2 separate regions of the Homo sapiens genome follow, and region 1 is linked to region 2. A link is a contact called in ENCODE Hi-C data. All regions are on one chromosome and are shown on one strand. Each heading gives the region's core, a stretch centred on a gene start or an enhancer-like site at or near the end of the contact. The rest is flanking DNA. Distances are from core to core; before and after follow the strand shown.

Region 1 (5,456 bases), core at 2,582-5,081, 720 kb after region 2:
TGTGAGCCATTGCACCCGGCCCATACTTATTTTCTGTACGTTTTTCCATATAAATAACTAAAGCCTTGCAATTATTTTGGTGTTTTGTAATTAACCCTACTGAGCATGCTGTTATCTGAGCTAGTAGAGCAAAGTGAACGGGAATAAGTTTATTCTTGGAAGAAAATTCTCTCAGGCAGGGGGATTTTACTGCCTCTGCAAGCAAGAAAAGATCAGTTTCATTTGCCAGGGGAAGAGGGGCTACCCAGTTAGCAAGGGGGGCCTAAGTGAGAATTAGAGATTGAGGATACTCTTAACTCATCTCCTCAGAATCCTCCTGTATACCTCCATTCCAATTCTCCTTCTTTCTGTTTTCTAATCAATTCTGCAACATATATGTAATAGTCTCAATATGTATGCAAATTTAAGGGACTTATAATTCAGCAACCTAGAGCATCAAACCCTGTGCATTTGTGTTTCTGGTTACATCAGCTCTATTTTTGTAAGAGAAAAAAGATCATTTTATTAACAGTACCTGCATTTCAGTCTGTGCCTAAAGCCTAGTTTATGGGGATTTGACCTTAACATTTTCTGTATTTAAGCTATCTTGTATCCTTAGAATAGCAGATGCTCTACCTCATAGTTTTGAATTCTTCATGCCCTGCATATTGTTCTTTTCTCAACAGCACTCTCTAAATCACCAGCACAGCACAGCACTCTCTAAAACAGTCCATGTGACCACAGGTGATAATTGTTTCATTACTCCATGTCGAGGGCTTACAGAATCCCTTCAACACTAATATGATATTTACTGGCCTCTTCTAGGCCAGAAACCAATCCTAAATTACCCTTACTTACCTGAGGAACTATTGCCTCTAATCCACTCCTTGGTACCAGTTTCTTAGTGCAAACAACAGAAATCAATTCTGGCCAACCAAGGTAGAAGAGGAATTTAGTAAAAGAATAATGAATACTGTGTGGCTTACATAATAGAAAAGATTAGAAAATTAAGTTTGAGCAGGATTGATGGGAAGCAGGGTACAGCCAAGGTTTCTGTATCTCGCTATACAAACAATATGCTTCTGACACTGGTCATTTTACAGTCATTAGTAAGTTGCTGGACTTCATTGCCCTCAGACACTTAAAGCCGTGCTTTGACTTCTTTGCTGTTCTGTATCTTGTGAATAATCTCTGTTAGACCTTGTGTCCTTGCATTACTCCTTAAGAGTTAAAATCCCAGTTATAGTTAGACAGGCTTATATCAGCTTCCCATGTTCTAGCTTCCAAGGAATGGAGAAAGAGAATATCTACTCCTCTTCAGTTTGTATAGTAGGAAGTGGTTCCTGCATCTTACCTATCTTTGGTTTTCTACCAATCAGAAGGGCATTCAGATGCTGGACAGCCAAAGTTGGCATATATCTACTATAGTACCTGTTCCTTAGTAGTTGTTGATACAAGTCCCCTGTGGAATTACCCATTTACTCAGCAAATGTCTTTTGAGCCCTTGCAGTATGCCAGGAACTGTTAGGCTTTTAAAAAGGAACTATAATAGTATTCATGCTGATGGCCAGAGTGAGTGGCGAATAACAACAGAGGAGTTGCATTAAAATGTATTTGTTATGAAATAACGATATATAAACAGAGTATTAGTATTATACTTATCTCTTTCTCTTCCAAATTATATCCATAATCTCTCCCTAAAATGTCAATGAATAGCACATAGTACTGTGTATAGTTAGTAAAAGGTGGAATTTGACCCTCTACATCATTCAGTGTCTCATATAAAATTGAGCTTTAGTTTCCAGGTAGGATGGAGGTATCCATTTATTTAAAGAAAAACATTCTTTTTCATTTAATGAAATTTTTTTAAAAATCAGTGTTCAGCTCAATTTTCCTGTAAATTCTAACTTCCACTACAGCCTTCCTAGCTCGGTTCCCCGAGCTTTTCTTCCTCCTTTTATTTTCCTCTCGTGTCAGTTAAACATGAAATAGCTCTAATTAACTTTAACATAAAGTAAGAAAAGTTACCCAAAATGTCTTTGAGGTTATGAATAAAGAGCCGACATGATGAGCCGAATGTCCTTTATGGTAGCAAAGTTATTTTGTGTGTCAGTTGGATTATTTACACACATCTGTTTCTATGTGATTAGTCATTTTGGCAATAAAAGACTTTAAAGAGGATCCAGAGATTCACATACCTGTTTTCCTATCCCAGGATGAAATGCAAAATCTGAATCATTTGAATTTTTATGATGAAAAGAGTAAAATGTTTAGGAGACTGAAGGGAGACATACTTATTAAGAGCTTTATAATTTCTTACAGGTGCTCAATTATCCTTTTTATTGCCTTCTGATAGGTAGAGCTGGAAGTTTAGCCTCTCTGCTCTAGCTGCTTATGGCAATAATGGACTAACAAAAAACTGAGCAATCAGCCATATGTCTCATGTTTATTTACTTTGTGAAACAAGAGAAGAGGAAAAATCTCTGTTTTCTGATTCTTGGCCTTTGACCATCATACTGTTTGCTTTTCCAGTCAATGGACTCTTTTCTTTTAAAGCCGTCATCTGTGCCGTGTTTCTTAGTGGCTTATATAGCAGTGGTGTGATATGCTGTTTCCAGATAAGTTCAGTGTGTACTGCAGGTAGCTGGAAAGATGTCCTTACTGGGCTGGTCATATTTCAGTTATTAGACTCTCAGGCCTTACCAGGAGAACTTCTAGGAAATAACTCTAGATTCTAGCTGGGTTTCAAAGGACAGTTTAATTTATTTACTGAATACCTACTAAGGACCAAGAGGCACTGGGCTTCAAGCTAGAGATAAAGAGACAAAAACAGTAGTGTCTACTCTCAAGAAGCTAAGCTAGAGATATATTTCCTTTGCTGGGCCCTCTTCATGTTCCCAACCTCTAAAACTTGAGTTACCCCAGGACTTAGTCCTTGGACCTCTTCTCTTCTGTACTCATCCCCCACACACTTTTAGCCAGTCCCGAGGCTTTCAGTGCTTTCTGTATTCTGATAACTGCCAGATGTATACATGCAGCTGTGATCTGCCTCTAAATTCCAGACGGCGCTTTCCAGCTGCCTGCTTGATGCCTCTGCCTGGATGTTTAAACCTAGTGTGTCCAAAACTCAACTTTCGATACCCTCCCTTTTCCCTTACCCTGCCTCCCTCACCCCTAGCCCCCTGTGCCATAGCTACTGCTCTGCCAGTTTTTCTCCTTTTTTCAATTATTCCAGTTGCTCAGGGAAAAAACACTGGAGTCATTCTTGATTTTTTTTCTCCCACACCCCACATCTGGTCTGTTTTTTTTTTCTTTCAGTTCTACTTTCAAAACCTATGTATAGAATCTGACTACTGCTTCCTATCATTTTAGTCCAAATCCTTCATCATATCTTACTTGTGTTATTGTAGTAGCCTACTGACCAGTCTCCCTGAGTCCACCCTTGCTCCCTTAAGGCCCGTGCATCTCATAGCAGCCTGTTTCTAAGAACTCAAGTTGATTTTTAAAAAAACAACAGAGGCTGGGCGCAGTGGCTCATGCCTGTAATCCCACCACTTAGGGAGGCCAAGGTGTGCAGATCATCTGAGGTCGGGAGTTCAAGACCAGCTTGACCAACATGGAGAGACCCTGTCTCTACTAAAAATACAAAAAAAATTACTTAGGCATGGTAGTGCATACCTGTAATCCCAGCTACTCTGGAGGCTGAGGGAGGAGAATCACTTGAACCCGAGAGGCGGAGGTTGCGGTGAGCTGAGATCACACCACTGCACTGCAGCCTGGGTGACAGAGCAAGGCTCCGTCTCAAAAAAAAAAAAAAAACAGACAAAAAACAGAAACTGTCCTTACTGTTCCTGACACACTTCAAGCACACTCCCTCCTCAGGCCTTTGCACTTTGTTCCCTGTTGAGAATGCACCAGGCTACCTGCTTCATTCTCTCCCTCGCTGACACCTTATCCGAGATTCCTTCTCTCCTCACCCAGTCTAAAATAGCACACCTCTGTCTCCTATAATTCTCTTAACCTCCTTTTGTTAATATTTTTCTTGTCACTTATCAACACCTGAGTTACATTTCTTGTATATTGTCAATCTCCCCCCATGGTACTGTAAGCTCTATAGGAGTAGGGACTGTTTCTGTTTTGTACCTTGCCATCTCCCCAGTGCCTAGAGCGGTGCCTGGCAGTATAGCAACTGTTCAGTAAGATGATTGAATATTCGCTTTATACTCTGAGAACACTAAGGAGGACTTAGGTCTGCTGGAAGAGGGTACTTTCCTGGAAAATGATTGAGTTAATCTGGTGACGATGAGGGAAGAATATTCTAGACAGATGTGAGTACATGGGAAGTAAAGGTACAGAGGTATGAAATGTCTTTATGTGCAGTGAACTACAACAATTTGATATGACTAGTGAAAAGTAGTAAGTGGGAGCTGGGCACAGTGGCTCACTCCTGTAATCCCAGCACTTTGGGAGGCCGAGGTGGGTGGATCACTTGAAGTTAGGAGTTCGAGACCTGCCTGGCCAACATGGTGAAACCCCATTTCTACTAAAAATACAAAAAATTAGTCAGGCGTGGTGGTGCATGCCTGTAGTCTCAGCTACTGGAGAGACTGAGGCAGGATAATCACTTGAACCTGGGAGGCAGAGGTTGTAGTGAGCCAAGATTGTGCCGCTGCACTCCAGCCTGGGCGACAAAGCTAGACTGTCTGAAAAAAAAAAAGTAGTTAATAACTGGGAAGTAATGATACATATTATGCTGGGGAGGAAGGTAGGAAACAGGGCAGTCCGTGAAAGACTTTGGTATGCTGTGCTCGGACAGTAGGGCTTATTCTTATAGACAGTGGGAAACCATTGAAAGGTTTCAAGTTGGGAAGTTAAGTGGAGAGATTTTGGTTTGTATATAGAAGAAGAAGCTGAACAAATTTACAAGAAAAAATCAACCCCATCAAAAAGTGGGCAAAAGATATGAACAGACACTTCTCAAAAGAAGACATTTATGCAGCCAAAAGACACATGAAAAAATGCTCATCATCACTGGCCATCAGAGAAATGCAAATCAAAACCACAATGAGATACCATCTCACACCAGTTAGAATGGCGATCATTAAAAAGTCAGGAAACAACAGGTGCTGGAGAGGATGTGGAGAAATAGGAACACTTTTCCATACTTGGTGGGAGTGTAAACTAGTTCAACCATTGTGGAAGACAGTGTGGCGATTCCTCAAGGATCTAGAACTAGAAATACCATTTGACCCAGTGATCCCATTACTGGGTATATACCCAAAGGATTATAAATCATGCTACTATAAAGACACATGCACATGTATGTTTATTGTGGCACTGTTCACGATAGCAAAGACTTGGAACCAATCCAAATGTCCATCAGTGATAGACTGGATTAAGAAAATGTGGCACATATACACCATGGAATACTATGCAGCCATAAAAAAGGATGAGTTCATGTCCTTTGTAGGGACTTG
Region 2 (5,239 bases), core at 1,389-3,888:
TCTTTTGAGTAAAATACCATCATGTAGGTAATGATATCCTGTGGTAGTATAATTCTTTAACATTTACAATATTTTCAGTTCAGTACAGGGCAGATCATGCTTCTGTCATTTACACTTTAAGCTAATTCATACAGTTTAAGTCAAGATTTTAAGTCAAGATTATAAAACTAGAAAGGGCAGACCCAAGATTTTAACCTAGATTTTCTGGCTCTCAAGTCCCCCATTGTTTTTTTTCATTTTAAATTATTGTCTTTCTTTGTACTGTATTTTTCTGTGCTATTTTCCTTTAGTAACTCTCCAGCTTGATGAAGTCAGTTGGATTTTTCTCTTACAGCATAGTTTCTAGTACCTTACCCATTCTAATTTTAAATATCTCTTGAGGATAAAGCTTTTGTCACTTCCTCAGGAGACTGAAGCACAGTCTGATAGATCTTGCTGTCAGGAAGTTTTTCCTGATCTTTACGTCTAACTTTTCTTTTAAGTTGTCCTGTTACTTGTATGTACTTGCTGTACCAGGCTAAATAATGCTCTCCTCCCATTTTATGTTTGTATGATTCTAAATGTTTCAGACGGTTATTCATTATCCTTTCCGGTCCCCTTCCCTTACTCTTTGCTTAGCCAAGCTGTATGCTTTCTGTTGATCCATTGTCTAAAAATCAGCTTATCTTAATATTTCATTAGCTTTTTCTCAGTTGCTCTCCTACTGCAAAAATATGGGTAAAGAGATTCTCAAGGTCATTTTGATTCACTTTTATTTTAGATAGTCTTTAGGATGGATATGAGATATGTCACAGTCAAATGAAACAAATTTATACAAACAGCATGATTACCAAATCAACTAATTAAGCAATTACTCATGTTCTAAAAGGCTTTTTTACAAAGCGATTCTTTCAAATATGAGTACCCTCAATGTAACAAATGTTATCAATTCTATGACAAAAGGGTAGGGTATAGAAATAATGTTAGCCACCTTTGATGGAAAATCATCTTGTTGCAATATGATGAAATACATCAGGAAGTTGTTTCTTATTTTTTCCAGTGGTTTTTCAGTTCGTTATCTTAAATTGTAGGTCAAAACATTCCTCGATGTTTGGTTTATTTTTACCTTATTGTTTTGTCTCCTCTTATTTCCACATGTTAGTGAAATAACAATGCTTAGCAGTATTTTTTTTTTCAGTAAAATGGATATTGTGAAAATTGAAATATTTTACTTTCTTGCTGTTGTATTTACAAGAATTGTTAATGACAAGACAGTGTAACAGAAAAAGTGCATATTTAGATTATTATAAAATCTGTAAGACTGTAGACCTTTTGAATACTTTATTAGCATATTTTCTTTAGTACTATTTTAGTTTCAAATTATTGAGATAGATGTCCTTGTTTTGTATTTTGCTAATATTAATATTTTGTATTTTGGTAATACTAAAATTTGCAAACATGCCAAATTTAGAGCATTTTACTTTTTCAACTTAGAATATCTGGAATCATCAAGATAGTCATATAGGGAAGACCGCTATAAGACAGCTTCTAACTCCAATAGAAGCCTATGAAGCTAGTGCCTGGTCAGAGGCTGTGCCTAAATTGCATGAGTATATAGTGTCGACTTTTAGTAAAAGAAAAAATACACTAACTTTACCTCTTGAATTAGCATGCACCAATGCAGTTTAGATTCATACCGAAACAGGATCTTTTACTAATTCAAATGCTGAGTCCTGGTTTTTGAGATCACAGTCACATGACAGGCCTGGGTGGCTTCTCAGTGTCTAGAGACAAGCAAATCTACTGGCCAATGAAAAGTAGGTTTCCTGTCTTGGACTGCAAGTAACAATTCATGCAGAAATTGGAACTATATAAGAGAGCCTGGTTTTAGTTAATGCTTTCAATTAGCTGCTTGTCACACTGCTTTTTCTTTTGGTGTTATATAACACATTAGAGTCATTTAAAGGTACACTCTGATACTACAGTTTTTGTCAAATATTACATATAAATGTTGATTTTACATTCATATACTCAAAAGATCAAAGAGGACTTTGTAGATCTTTTATGGATTCAAAAAAATGTAGATTATTTTGTTGTAGAAAAACTGGCCAGGCGCGGTGGCTCATGCCTGTAAATCCCAGCACTTTGGAAGGCTGAGGTGGGCGGATCACTTGAGGTCAAGAGTTCAAGACTAGCCTGGTCAGCATGGTGAAACCCTGTCTCTATTAAAAATACAAAAATGAGCCGGACCAGGTGGCACATGCCTGTAATCCCAGCTACTCGGGAGGCTAAGACAGGAGAATCACTTGAACCCGGGAGGCGGAGGTTGCAGTTAGCCAAGATTGCACCACTGCACTCCTACCTGGATGACAGAGCAAGACTCCGTCTCAAAAAAAAAAAAAAAAAAAAAAAAAAAAACTGGAGACTTCATCAGCCTCTGAAGGAATGATACCTGAAATTGATCTTGTAATGCAGAAAGTGGCTATATGTTATCCAGAAGAGTAACAGATACCCCAAATACACTTGCTAACACAAGAAATCCTGTGAAGGTGCTTAGACATACCCTTCCATAGATTTTAGATGGGTTATCTGCCTATGTTCCAGACACAAGCCGATATGTTGTGGTTTGCCCAGTACAGTCTCTGTGGTTTACTGAGAGGAAGTGGTTCTTGTGGGTGAAGGTCTGATCTTTTCAGAGATTGTTGGTGGCATATGCACTGTCAGCCTATTTCCTGTTTTATTGGCTGTTTAGCAAGACCTTCTTAGGGCAAGTGCTGCTGAAGAGGTATTTAAATATTTTGTATTGGCAGGATAGATGGTTATAATGATGTATTATTATATCACTACTTCTCAGGTGATATGAGAGTTAAATGAATGTTTGTGAAGTGCTTTGAGATCTTAGGATGAAAAGTACAGACATGTTCTTAGTCATTTGCAGGTTACTGCTATGTTCAGATATTGCTCTCTTGAAGTTAAAACTTGTTCATGTAGTAAAGTGTTACTCTATTAAACTTGATTTCTGTAACCATTCAAGTGTTGTTTTATCACCACAAGAGTCATGATTAGAATTTTTCCCCTTTTTTTCCTTTCTTTCAATGCTCCTTTATGATTTTACCCTAGAAGAGTTTCCTTAATAGATTCCTTGCTCTAGTACTGGTTAAGGCATATTTACCAAACTTAACACCTAGCAAGCTTGTCCAACCTGCCTTATTTTGCTGTTGTTCTTCTGTTTTGTTTTGTTTTAGGCTTTCAGCAGCCTGAAGCCATGGTTTTTAGTTTCTGTCTCTAGTGATAAAACGGAAAGAGGGATGAGGAAGGGGCTTTACTGGCCCATCCAGAAACAGAAACTAAGAACCCATGACTGTATTCTCTCCCTTGAACAACTGTAACTAGAGCAAACCTCTTTGCCAATTTAACTGGCATACTAAAATAATGAAATTGTGAGAATTTCCTTTGAGATTAGTAACTGTACCATCCATATACAAAACACTATATTGCTTTGCTGAAACCTGAAAGTGAGCAAACTGATAGAAATGCATATAACAGGCCGGGCGTAGTGGCTCACGCCTGTAATCCCAGCACTTTGGGAGACCGAGGTGGGCGGTTCAGGAGGTCAGGAGATCAAGACCATTCTGGCTAACACGGTGAAACCCCGTCTCTGCTAAAAATAGAAAAAATTAGCCGAGTGTGGTGGCGGGTGCCTGTAGTCCCAGCTGCTGGGGAGGCTGAGGCAGGAGAATGGCATGAACCCAGGAGGTGGAGCTTGCAGTGAGCCGAGATCGCGCCACTGCACTCCAGCCTGGGCACAGAGCGAGACTCCGTCTCAAAAAAAAAAAAAAAAAAAACGAAATGGCGTATGTCATACTCCTAAATATATATATATATACAGTATTTAGCCTTGGACGTTAAAAAAATTAACAATGAATGGGGGAAGGCTTTATTTAAAGCTAAATTGTTAGCTAATACGTGAGTTCTTCAAGGGTATAAGAATAGTTCTTATTCATTTTTAAGTAATTATCGGTAGCCTTATTATATTTTTATTTTTTAATACTGAAAAGCAGAAGGAAGAAAAATAAATGGCCCAAATGATCCAACTACCCAGATGTTGCTGCTCAGGTTAAACGCACACACGCATACACACACAGAAAATTCAAATCATATAAAATGGTATAAAAAAAAGTATTCCTACACACCTGTTAGTTTTCATACCTTCTCCTCATAGGTAACAATAGTTAATTTTTTTGGTTTATCTTCTGAAACATTTAAAAATATATACCAGCCTATAATTTTATTTTTTGCACCTACTCCATAATAAGTGTATCTGTCTTCTTTTGCTAGGTTATGCTGCTGTAGCAACACTATCAAATTTCAGTGGCTTACAACACTGCTTTTCTTCTTGCTTATGCTACACCTTGTCAGCTGTGGATTGACTGCAGCATTGCTTCACGTTTCTTATTTTGGAACCCTGGCTCAAGGAGCATCCCCTGTCTGGGCTGTGCCATTATTGTGGATGAGGGAGAGAGCAAGAAAACAGATGCAGACATACAATGGCTCTTAAAGCTTTCACTCAGTCATGTTGTATGTCACATCAGCTCACATGTCAGTGGCCAAAGCAAGTCATATGGTCAGAGCTCACTGTCAGTGGGGTAAGGATGTATAGTCCTTCCACAGGTGGCATTGCAAGTTGCATGATAACAGATAAGGCTGTATAATCCTCTTAAGGAAAGTGGAGGTTAAATAATTTGGAACAATAAATAATATAGTCTACATCAACAAGTTCAGTAAATGCTTGTTAAATGGGTTATTTGGAGTCTATGAAAGTTTCTTTTTTTTTAGTGGGAAATTCAAACATAAACAGAAGTACAGAGAATGGTATGATGAACCTCCCTTGTTCCCTTTATTACTCCAGCAGTTAATGTACGGACAATCTTGGTTTATCTGTTTTCTTTCCCCCCTTCTCACTAGATTATTTTGAAGCAGTTTTTGGATATCATAATTTCACTTACAAGTATTTCACTAAGTATTTTTAAGAGATAAAGTCTGAACGTGTGACTTCTCATAGTAAATTATTACTGTCTGATAGGGTGAGGTAATAGTACTATATAGACTGACAGGTGTCAAGCAGCAGAGCACGTTCATAGAGCGTATCTAGAATTTGACAGCCTGAACTTGTTTTGATTTCATTTTGAGTATTTCTGGAGGAGGCTTACAACAGAATGCCATCTACTTTTCCAGCCTCTCCCTTTCTTTCTTTCTTTCC

Evidence for each region. Hi-C counts contacts between places; a loop is a spot of excess contacts on that map. Pooled maps may share reads with other maps.
Region 1: a pooled map shows a loop between it and region 2 (2.4-fold over the local background). The contact joins two enhancer-like sites. A Hi-C loop is called at or near these places in 2 of 37 single-sample maps with no recorded cell type and 5 of 50 pooled maps.

Annotation. Positions count from the first base shown.
Region 1 is chr11:121,065,105-121,070,560 of GRCh38, forward strand. The region is part of intron 7 of TBCEL-TECTA (TBCEL-TECTA readthrough); the gene reads left to right. The region is part of intron 8 of TBCEL (tubulin folding cofactor E like); the gene reads left to right. Among named protein-coding and RNA genes, the nearest start is that of TECTA, 33 kb to the right of the region's middle. RefSeq lists an enhancer at 2,413-2,557 and a cis regulatory region at 2,478-2,491. Within about 2 kb of position 3,832, at least 3 of the 41 ENCODE cell types and tissues checked have a DNase peak (open chromatin) inside an H3K27ac peak, as active enhancers do.
Region 2 is chr11:120,341,898-120,347,136 of GRCh38, forward strand. The region is part of intron 1 of ARHGEF12 (Rho guanine nucleotide exchange factor 12); the gene reads left to right. Among named protein-coding and RNA genes, the nearest start is that of ARHGEF12, 8.1 kb to the left of the region's middle. Within about 2 kb of position 2,639, at least 3 of the 41 ENCODE cell types and tissues checked have a DNase peak (open chromatin) inside an H3K27ac peak, as active enhancers do.